Linked DNA regions of Homo sapiens: region 1 is linked to region 2. A link is an interaction called in ENCODE POLR2A ChIA-PET data of the cell type or tissue named here. Cell type or tissue: A673. All regions are shown on one strand. Links, peaks and the distances in the headings refer to the core of each region. The heading gives the core; the rest is flanking DNA.

Region 1 (5,382 bases), core at 139-5,138, 120 kb before region 2:
AAACACTAACACTGCAAATAGGGAAGTTTTGAATCATTCCTGAGATTTGACCACTCTGAATAATAAGAGTTGGGATTCATTTCTTCAACAAAGTGCCAACCATATGAGGTACTGTGATGAGTACTGGGCACATAAGTGTGAACAAGACAAACACTGCCTTGTTATCAGAGCTTAACAATCTAGAACAGTGTTCAATTGAAATATAGTACAGGCCACAGATGTAATTTAAATTTTTTAGTAGCCACATTTAAAAAGAAACAGGTAATAATATGTTTATTTAATCTAACATACCCAAAATAGTATCATTTCAACATGTAATCTATATTAAAAAATTATTCATTTGTTATTTTACATTCTTTTTTTCACACTAGGTCCTTGGAATCTGGTATGTATTTTACACTTATGGTGTTTCTCAATACAGACTGGCCCAATTTCATGTGCTCAACAGCCATATGAGGCCAGTGGCTATAGTACTGAACAGCACAGGCCTAGGGGATTTCCATCTGAAGGGTTCCAGCTCCCTGATACAAGCTAAAATGGATTTGCCTTTCCAGCAACATTGAGTGAAATATGGACGCAAAAAGTTGAAGTCCTGTCTGTTCGTGAAAGAGTCACACTAAAAATTATGAAGCTAACTCAACACCCTGACCAAGAAATAAACTTCCTAATTTATATTTACCCAATAGTCACCACTGAGAGAGTGACTGCTTATACAAAACAAAACAAGAATTGTAAGCAGGGAAGAAGCTCAGAGCTGTCAAACTGATTTCACCAAAGGGAAGCCAAAGGGCTCTTGATCCACAAAAAGAATGTAACACTCACAGCCTGTCACAGAGGTCAACAGCTCAGGCTGAGCTCTCCCTGTGTCTTACACAACCAATCCCCAGAGGCTTAAGCCATTCTTACCAGTCACCTTTGGAGATTAATTTGTTTTGGTATCCGAAAGGTATTTGGAATCCCTCAAGATGAAGGAATGACAAAAGCAACTGTTCTTAATAAAGTCATTTCTCTGCCTCTGCTGCCCACAGGACTAGAGAAAAAATGATTAACTCTTAACTTCTGAACATCAGCCTTTAAGGGTTTTTACAATCTTCTACAATTCCCTGCCTTACTCCCAATAGGTGGTGAGTGGTATAAAAGCTAAGCATTTCCCACCATCCAACCACACAGCTGGTAGCCTTTCTAGGATAAAGGATTCCCACTCACTCAAAGCTCAGAGTAGGCTTCACGATAATAGATAGATGCCTTTACTCGCCAATAATCTTGAGGCCTATTGCCTGTGTGTGTGCGTGTCTCCATCCATGCCCCTGAAAACAGAAATCAAGACATCTTCATGAAAGCTTTGAAGGAGTTAAAAAAATTAAATAAGCAATCTGCCTAGGATACTCCCTGCGTACCCAGACAATATCCAACCTAAGCTTTGGGTTTCATTTTTCCCTCTTTTTTTTTAATTAAAAAGCAGTGAGAAGCTGTAGCTATAATGAGGGGCTGTGGGAACATGCAGTTATATTGAGCTCAAAGTAATGTACCATAGGAAGAGGCTACATCACCAGAACGAATCCTAAATTAAAACTCCACTATGAAAGCAACCCCATTTCCTCTGAGCACGCAATCTATATTATCACATTTATGGGCTATCTCGACCTCAATTAGGCTTGGGGGCAGTGGGGAAAAAAGAGAACTTCTATAATGAGCAATAATGGTATCATTATGATAAATTATGAAAACACATAATGCAAGTATTAATGTGAAGAGCGCATTTGTATCAGAATATAAAAGTGTAAATGTGTGCATGTGTGTGTGTCTAAATATAGCTCAACATTCCAAGTTCCCTGGCTAAGAAAGGGGATAATTCGTAAAAGGTACTTTTATGAAAAAAGATGTCCAATTCTAATGAGAAAATGGAAAAAGTCAAAGGAAACCTTCTAAACATTGTAATAAACCAAGAATTCTTCATCTAGAACTTAGGAGCTTGGCTAACTTCAGAAAATGATCTTCCAAATGGGGCATGAAGTACTGTTTCCTAGATATCAAACAACAGGAAAGACTTAGTAATTTGAGCTAGGAGAAAGAGATAATCTAGTCTCTCTCTCTCTTTATATTAATAGAATAGGGAAATCTGAGGCCAGTGAGTTTAAGCAACTTGCCTATGGTGAGCAAGACCACAAGGCTTCTAAATCCCAATATAGTGCTTTTCCTTTTTCTCCATGTTAACTTAAAACTGGCTGGAAAGAAAATAAGAGGACCCTGAAGAAGTCACTAGTAAATAAGTAAACAAAGCTACTATTAAAATATAAGAACACAGACTAGTGGCTATTTTAGACAGGCTATAACTAGAAACGACCATCAACAGGAAAAGGCTTTCAATTCATTATTGCTAGAGTTAATGATTCCTAACCTGTTTGCAATGGTGATATCCTGTATGGAGAATGAGTTTTGAAGTCAATTTTTCCTAAATTCAAATCCTAGCACCTCTACTCAGCAGTCCTGGAAAGTAAGTTACTCCCTCTACGCTTCAGTTTTCTCAGTCTATAAGCTGGGAACAATAACCTCTTTCACACAGACATTTATGCATATATGTATGCATGTACATAAAGGCCTATGTTTCTTTTCTTTTCTTTTTTTGAGACGGAGCCTCACTCTGTCACCCAGGCTGGAATGCAGTGGTGCGATCTCGGCTCACTGCAATCTCCTCCTCCAGGGTTCAAGCGATTCTCCTGTCTCAACCTCCTAAGTAGCTGGGACTACAGGCACGTGCCAGCACACCCAGCTCATTTTTTTATTTCTGGTAGGGATGGGGTTACACCATGTTGACAAGGCTGGTCTCGAACATCTGACCTCAAATGATCAGCCTGCCTCGGTCTCCCAAAGTGCTGAAATTACAGGCATGAGCCACTGCGCCCAGCCTAAAGGCTTGTGTTCCTAAAGTACAGAGCAGTTTGGCCCATAGAAAACAACACACTGAGCTCCCTATTTCTCCTGACATACTTGATTAAGAAATCAAAGAGGCGGCTGGGCGCAGTGGCTCATGCCTGTAATGCCAGCACTTTGGGAGGCAAGGCAGGCAGGCAGATCACCTGAGTTTAGGAGTTCGAGACCATCTTGACTAACCCGATGAAACCCCATCTCTAGTAAAAATAAAAAATTAGCCAGGTGTGGTGGTGGGTGCCTGTAATCCCAGCTACTGGGGAGCCTGAGGCAGGAGAGTTGCTAGAACTGGGGAGGCAGAGGTTGCCGTGAGCTGAGATTGCGCCATTGCACTCCTGCCTGGGAAAACAAGAGTGAAACTCCGCCTCAAAAAAAAAAAATCAAAGAGGCTCAAGGTTGGAAAGAACTCTGACCATTAATAGTTAGGTTTTTAAATGTGGGTCCCTTTTTAATGTCAAAATATTTGACAAGACCAACCGGGTGCAGTGGCACACGCCTGTAATCTCAACAATTTGGGAGGCAGAGGCAGGAGGCTCACTTGAGCCCAGGAGTTCGAGACCAGCCTGAGCAACATAGTGAGGACCTGTCTCTATAAAAAATTTAAAAAATTAGCCGAGCATAATGGCACGCACCTGTAGTCCCAACTACTCAGGAGGCTGAGGTGAGAGGATCACTTGAGCCCAGGAGGCTGCAGTAAGCCAAGGTCATGCCACTGTATTCCAGTCTGGGTGACACAGAGAGACCCTGTCTCAAAAAAAAAAAAAAAAAAAAAGATTGACAGGACCACCCGCCCTCGGACTTCCATTTTTTGGTACCCAATGATTAAGACACAATGACAACAAACAAATAAATTACTATCTATTATTTGGTAATACTTTTCATTGAATTTGTGTTTTAATGTCCACATTGACAAATAAAGAGAGGGGAGACAGAGATTATGTACTCATTTCTCGGAAAATGCTTGTGTACATCTGGATCCACAACTTCTTGCAATAATTCTGAGGCTCTAGAGACAGTTCAGGCATCAGGCATCCTTGATCTCACCCAGTCATCTATCTTAAGTTTGAATCCTTTTTAACATATCTCTCCCCAGGCATATGCCAGGGCTTTCCTAACACCTCCAGTGACCAGACACTCACCTCCTCCCTAAACTGTGCCCCCTCCACCTTTGAATCACTCAGTTAGGAAGCTCATTCAATTGAGGAGAAACCTTTCCACTTACACTCTCCTTCCATGGTTCCTAATACTTCTAATACTTCCCCCCTTAAGGAAATGTAAAACATTTCTAGTCTCGCTCACATTTAAAAAAAAAATTACATTTTTCAAGACAGCAATCCTTCTTATTTCTTCCTTCCCAATGCCTTTTCGAGAATAAACACTTTCAATAAGAAGGTCAGACAGGGGGCAACAGAGGAGAAGAGGGGGGTATACACATAATTACATTCCTTCCTACCATTATTTTGGAATTTCATAATTTTAAAGCATTCTAATACCTCTTGGAATAATTAGACATGTGGAACGTCGCAAACCCGCTTGTGGATGCATTGGTCTAACCAAATTGAAATGCTCAGAAATCATCTGCTGTTAACCTCTTCTTATTACCTTTTGTCAGAATAAAAGGGAGTTTTCAACATTCATTTTTACCAGATGGTAGTGAGTGGCCTGACCCAGAAGTTACAGATGAGTTGCAGTAATGAGTTTTCCCTTGACTTTACTGGCTGCACATTCACTGGTGACATTTTACAACTAGGACTTCTGGCTCAATCAATATTTGCAGGCATGAAACCTGCCAAAGTTAACATCAGGGCTCCCTTGCAAATTTGCTTAAGGCACCACAAATGAAACAGCTCACACTCTAATGCTGCAACTATCATCAGCCAAAGTTCATAATTAGAGATCAAAGTAATCAGAGACAGAAAATTCCACCCACCTCAAAGGGTTGTTGTGATGATTAAACAATACACCTTACAAAGGTGCCCTAGGTAAACTATAAATTGCTATACCAATGAAAGGTGTTATCATCATCATATTTTTAGGAAATGTCTGAGTGAAAATGCCAGATATTCAAATATAAATACATATTACACCTCTGCAAATTTGCAAGACTGGCTTCAAAAAAAGATCAATTAATTATGTCAACCTACTACCTTTTTTTCTGGAGGAAAAAAAAGATATCAAGCGCTCCTCAAAATCCCAAAGCAGAGTCTTTGCAAAATGTAAAAGAGAAGCACCATTTATTCCCAATTAAAAACAAATTACAGGCAACAAGACCACAGTAATTACTGGAGAATATGGTCTTTATCAATGTTCACAATGAAGGGGAAAATATCAATGTATCAAAAATCAAAATTACAAACAGTCTCACTTATGATCTGTAATCTGATTGGCTGACAGCTAAGATGGATGTGATGTACGATTTAAATCACTAGTCATAAAGACTTAATCCATTTTTCC
Region 2 (5,382 bases), core at 231-5,230:
CCAGCCTGGGCAACAGAGCGAGACTCTGTCTCAGAAACAAACAAACAAACAAACCCTAACATGAAAGATCTCCTAGACACATCATGAAGTAAAAAAAGCAGGGTGTAAAATATTAACTGTATTGGAAACAAAGGAATTATTTGTGTATATCTGGACTTGCAAAGGAATGGGAATTTTCAGGTGAAATAAACAATACATTATTATTGGTGAAAGGGAGACTGACAGCCTGGGGTGGGAGGGAGATTTTTCATCTTATGTCTTTAGCAATAATTGAATATGTAATTGTGTGCAGTGGCACAATCATAGCTCACTGCAGCCTCGACCTCCTGGGCTCAAGTTATCCTCCCAGCTCAGCCTCCTGAATAGTTGGGACTAAGGTATGCACCACCATACCTGGCTAATTTTTAAACTTTTTGTAGAGATGAGGTCTTGCTGTTGCCTAGGCAGGTCTCAAACTCCTAGCCTCATGTGATTCTCCCACCTCTGCCTCTCAAAGTGCTGGGATAACAGGCGTGAGCCACTGCACCCTGCATTGCAATAATTTTTTAATCGATTTTTAAACAAAAGAGAGAGTGAATCTGGAAACTCAAGTCCCTAGAAGCCACACATATGTTTGTGACTCTTCCTGTCACCTGTTCAGTGCTATGGGGGCCCAGCAGCAGTGGTTTCTGACCCAGCCCAGAGTTGTCCCTGGGAAAACTGGTTTGCTTCAATGAGATTGTATTGCCTGTCTAATTTGTTTCTGCTTTGTGTTTTATAATTTACTCTGAAGATTATATTGTATTTTTTATTTTACTCTAAATTTTTTACAATAGCCGTTGGCCAAAAGCATTAATGATCTGATTTTGAGAGCTGTGTAAATTACCAGCCTGCACCAGCCCATTTCTCTCTTGCCCTGTCTAGGTTGTCCTCCCCAGAGCCCCCTCTGGAGATCTGAGGAGCAAATCCAACCCCATGACTCCCACCTCTGCTGAAAGCTGCCATGGCTCCCTACAGCTCTCAGCATAAGCAATAACAATAAGAGCACCCACTCATTGAGTGCTGACTACAGCCCCAGCCCTGAGGCTCGTGCTTTACATGGGTTATTGCCTGGAGATTTCACAAAAGCCCTGGGAAGCAGAGATCATCTAAACCAGCAGTCCCCAATTTTTTTTGGTACCAAGGACCAGTTTCACAGAAGACAAGTTTCCCACAGAATGGTGGTCGGGTGGGGGAATGGTTTTGAGATGAAACTGTTTCACCTCAGATCATCAGGCACTGGATTCTCATAAAGAGCACAGAACCTAGATCCTTCACGTGCACAGTTCCCGATGTGGTTCGTGCTCCTATGAGAACGAAATGCTGCTGCTGATGTGACAGGAAGTGGAGCTCAGGTGGTGATACTCACCTCCTGCCATGCGGCCCAGTTCCTAACAGGCCACGGACCCGTACCAGTCCTTGGCCCCAAGGTTGGGGACCCCGATCTAAATGATTTTAAAGGTAAGAAAACTGAGTCACAGAGAGGTGGAGTTATTTTCCAAGTTTACACAGCCAGGATCTGGCTGAGCCCAAATCTGAAATCCTACTTGGCTCAAAGGGCTGGATCTGGGTTGAGAAAGCATAAATAGGGCTGGAGAGGCCAGTAGGAGTAGATCGCGAAGCACCAGATGCTGAGGGTGAGGATAATGGGAGCCAGAGGAAACAAGGACCCTGAGTCCTCTGATATCTGTTTGGAACCATCTTGGGTGCCCCTTTCAAGACCTGCATGGTCATTTCCCTCCAAAAAGTGTTTCCTGCTTTTGTAGTCCATGGTTATTCATTCATTCGTTCATTCATTCAACAAATTCACGTGCCAGACGCTGTTAAGTCTAGGGACACAGACATGGTCCCACCAAATCAGACAAGGTCCCACTCTCCAGGAGCTCTAAACTCTATACTCTAGGAGTATAAACCAACAGTGACAATTCAGAGATCCATGTTTGGGTTAGAGGAAGCTCAGGGAGCCGGGGGGTTGTAGGAGCGTAAAGGAAATATCCAAACAGTCTGGGGTTGGGGTCAAGGGAGACTCCCTAAGCAGGTGCTGCCTCAGTTCAGCTCTGAAGATGGCAGATACCAAGGTGAAAGGAGAAAAAGGGATAGGAAACGGGGCAGAAGGAACATTCCGAACAAAGGGAACAGCATGTACAAAGGCCTGGAGGAGAGATTCTTGAAAGAAGAGACTTGGCCTGAATTGTCGTCTGCCAATTCCCCAATGCCTAGAACACTGTCAGGCACACAGTGGATGCTTAATAAATATCAGTTGAGTAAATAGAGCATGGCATGTTCAGGGGGCTGCAGGTGATTCAGGGCAGCTAGATGATAACCTGCAAGGCAAGGAGAGATCATGCAGAGGCTGGGGAGTTCCATAGGGGCCAGGTTAGGAAAGGTCTGGAATAGCAAGTTTATAATTTTGAGCACCAGAGAGCTGCTGACGGGTCTTGATTTGGGACAGGGGTTAGCAGGGAGGGTGCTTCATTGGAATGGTTTTGAAAGACCCTCCGGTTCAATATGTGGAAAATGACCTGGGAGGGGCCAGGCGCGATGGCTCATGCCTGTAATCCCAACATTTTGGGAGGCCAAGACAGGATTGCCTGGGCCCAGGAGTTCAAGACCAGCCTGGGCAATATGGCAAGACCCTGTCTCTATAAAAAATATAAAAATTGGCCAGGCATGGTGGCTGATGCCTGTAGTCCTAGCTACTCAGGAGGCTGAGGTGGGTGGATTGCTTGAGCCCAGAAGTTCAAGGCTGCAGTGAGCTGTGATTGCATCACCGCACTCCAGCCTGGGTAACAGAGTGAGATGAAAGAAGAAAGAAAGGAAGGAAGGAAGGAAGGAAGGAAGGAAGGAAGGAAGAAACAAAGAAAGGAAGGAAGAAAGAAAGAAAGAAAGAAAGAAAGAAAGAAAGAAAGAAAGAAAGAAAGAGAAAGAAAGAGAGAAAGAGAGAGAGGGAGGGAGGGAGGGAGGAAGGAAGGAAAGAAGGAAGGAAGGAAGGAAGGAAGGAAGGAAGGAAGGAAGGAAGGAAGGAAGGAAGGAAAGAAGGAAATAAATAAGCTCAATACCCCAAGCAATGCCTGCAACTGAGGATTCCTCCCAGGGAGACCACAGCCCATTGGCATGGCTCAATAGTTTGTGAACTGCAAAATCCAGCCTGGGAAGCTGGTTGTGTTCATCAACCCCACCTGCCCATACTGCTGGAAGACCCAAGAGATCCTCAGTCAATTGCCCATCAAACAGGGGCTTCTGGAAGTAGTAGTAGTAGCTGTCAATATCACAGCTTACTAACCACACCAACGAGATTCAAGATTATTTGAAACAGCTCACAGGAGCAAGAATGGTGCCTCGAGTCTTTATTGGTAAAGATTGTATAGGCGGATGCAGTGATCTAGTCACTATGTAACAGAGCAGGGAACTGCTGACGTGGCTAAAGCAGATTGGAGCCCTGCAGTAACCACAGAGCAGGCCCCATGCTGATGTCTCTCCTCAAGAGCTGGATGGCATTGCAAATGATGACATCACTTCTTGGTGGATGAATTTGGGGGCACAAACAGCTTTTTTTCTTCTTTTGGCTCAGTATTTGAAAGTTGATCAACTTGTTCTTAACCACAGGGCCAAGAAGGTTGACGGACCATCTTGGTTTTCTTCTGGATGCGCTCTTTGGTTTTCAAAAGACTGTGACAAGTTCTGGCCTAGGATTCGCTCACTGACCCTCAATTGTTCTTTCTCTTTGGCACGCATTTCTTACTGTTCCCCATGTGTTGGCATGCCCCTACCTCTAAGCCGGTGTTTTTCAACTATGTTTATCCAGACTCCTTCTCCACAATGATGAATCCAGTTGGTTTTCTGCTACTGCCCATTAGCTGAAATAATTTCGCTGCTTGACTTTATGGAGTTGGTGTTATTAAATTAGTGGGTATTTTGAATGTGCTCTTTCAAACTACATGCATCTCTCCACTCAACCCCACCCCATCCCATCCTGCCTTGAGAATCACTGCTCTGAACCAGTGTTCTCCACCTTGTCCTCTCACAGATCTCATAGGAAATGTTCAACAATTCTGTGAAGAGTCTCAGGACCCAATTGGAGAAATATGAAAAGTTAAGCTTAGTTGGTCTTGGTATCACATGGATCAGAGGCATAATTGCAGAGGCTGTGATTATGTGGGACACGCTGTTATTTAAGATGACCATCCAGATAATCCTGAACACTGTGTATTTATTTGATTTAGAGTACCAACAAGAATTAAAGCACAAAATGTAAAATATCTGAGGAAAACTTACAGCCCCCACCCCAAGAGTGTATCTGCGAAAGAGCACCCCACACTTTGAAAACTAAGAATCCCTTATCATGAAGTTTGCCTGTTCTAGAATTGTAAGATTGTTAATTTCCTTCTTCAGTCTCTAGTGAGAACGCTTAATTTATTTTCTAATAAAAAAATACCTATAGATTGAAAAAAACAAAAAGAAAATGACCTGGAAGGGACAAGGCTGGAGGCAGGGTGACCAGTGAGGAGGCTGGTTCCATAATTCAGATAAGAAAAGATGATTTAGAATCTCACCTTCTATCTTAGTCCATTTTCTTTTGCTTATAACGGAATACCTGAAACTGAGTAATTTATCAAGAAAAGGAATTTATTTCTTACAGTTATGGAGGCTGAGAAGTCCAAGGTCGAGGGGCCACATCTGGTGAGGGCCTTCTTGCTGATAGGGACACTTCACAAGGACCCAAGGTGACACAGAACATCACAGGGAGAAGGGGCTGAGCATGCTAGCTCAGATCTCCTTCTTCTTATAAAGCCACCAGTCCCTCTCCCATGATAACCCATTAATCCATTAGCCCATCAATCCATTAATCCATAAATGGATTAATCCATTTATGAAGGCAGAGCACTCACGACCCGATCACCTCTTAAAGGCCCCACCTCTCAATACTGCCACATTTGGAATTAAATTTCAACATGAGTTTTAAGGGGGCAAATACTTAAAACATAGCACCTTCTAACCAGCTACAATACTGCCCAGCTGCCCACTCAGGATTACTGAGAACCCCAGAATCTTGTCCAGCCCAGTACTGTCCTCCATGTTGACTCTCATCAGCAAAGAGGAAATCCAGATATCACCTAGGTCTCCCGGAACTATACTCCTAGTAATGCTGCCAAAGATGGCACTTATGTCCAGGTGAGCATACGGTCTTTTTTGTACCTTTCTAATTATCCAAGTTATATAGGTATATCGGTCATTGTCCCATTGGAGAAATAGAAGGCCCTTAAGATATTTCAAGCAGAGAGGGACTGAATGCATAAAATTTATTACAAAATTGTTGGCTAGGAGAAGCAGAAGAGCAAACAGGAACAGAAGGTGGCACCCAAT

The links. Peaks named below come from ENCODE experiments on the same cell type or tissue, not always from the same donor. Only the 100,000 strongest peaks of a DNase experiment are listed, where the experiment ranks them.
Region 1: POLR2A ChIA-PET joins it to region 2 with 5 read pairs; 2 of 35 experiments call an interaction of 5 or more read pairs at or near these places.

The regions. Positions count from the first base shown.
Region 1 is chr20:37,723,227-37,728,608 of GRCh38, reverse strand. All of the region lies in intron 1 of CTNNBL1 (catenin beta like 1), which reads right to left. Among named protein-coding and RNA genes, the nearest start is that of CTNNBL1, 32 kb to the right of the region's middle. In A673, for the core only: no CTCF peak of the experiment used is centred there; DNase peaks (open chromatin) are centred at 1,238, 1,558 and 2,048; H3K4me3 peaks cover 1,219 bases; H3K27ac peaks cover 2,385 bases.
Region 2 is chr20:37,600,936-37,606,317 of GRCh38, reverse strand. It overlaps the pseudogene GLRXP1. Among named protein-coding and RNA genes, the nearest start is that of LINC00489, 19 kb to the left of the region's middle. In A673, for the core only: no CTCF peak of the experiment used is centred there; no DNase peak of the experiment used is centred there.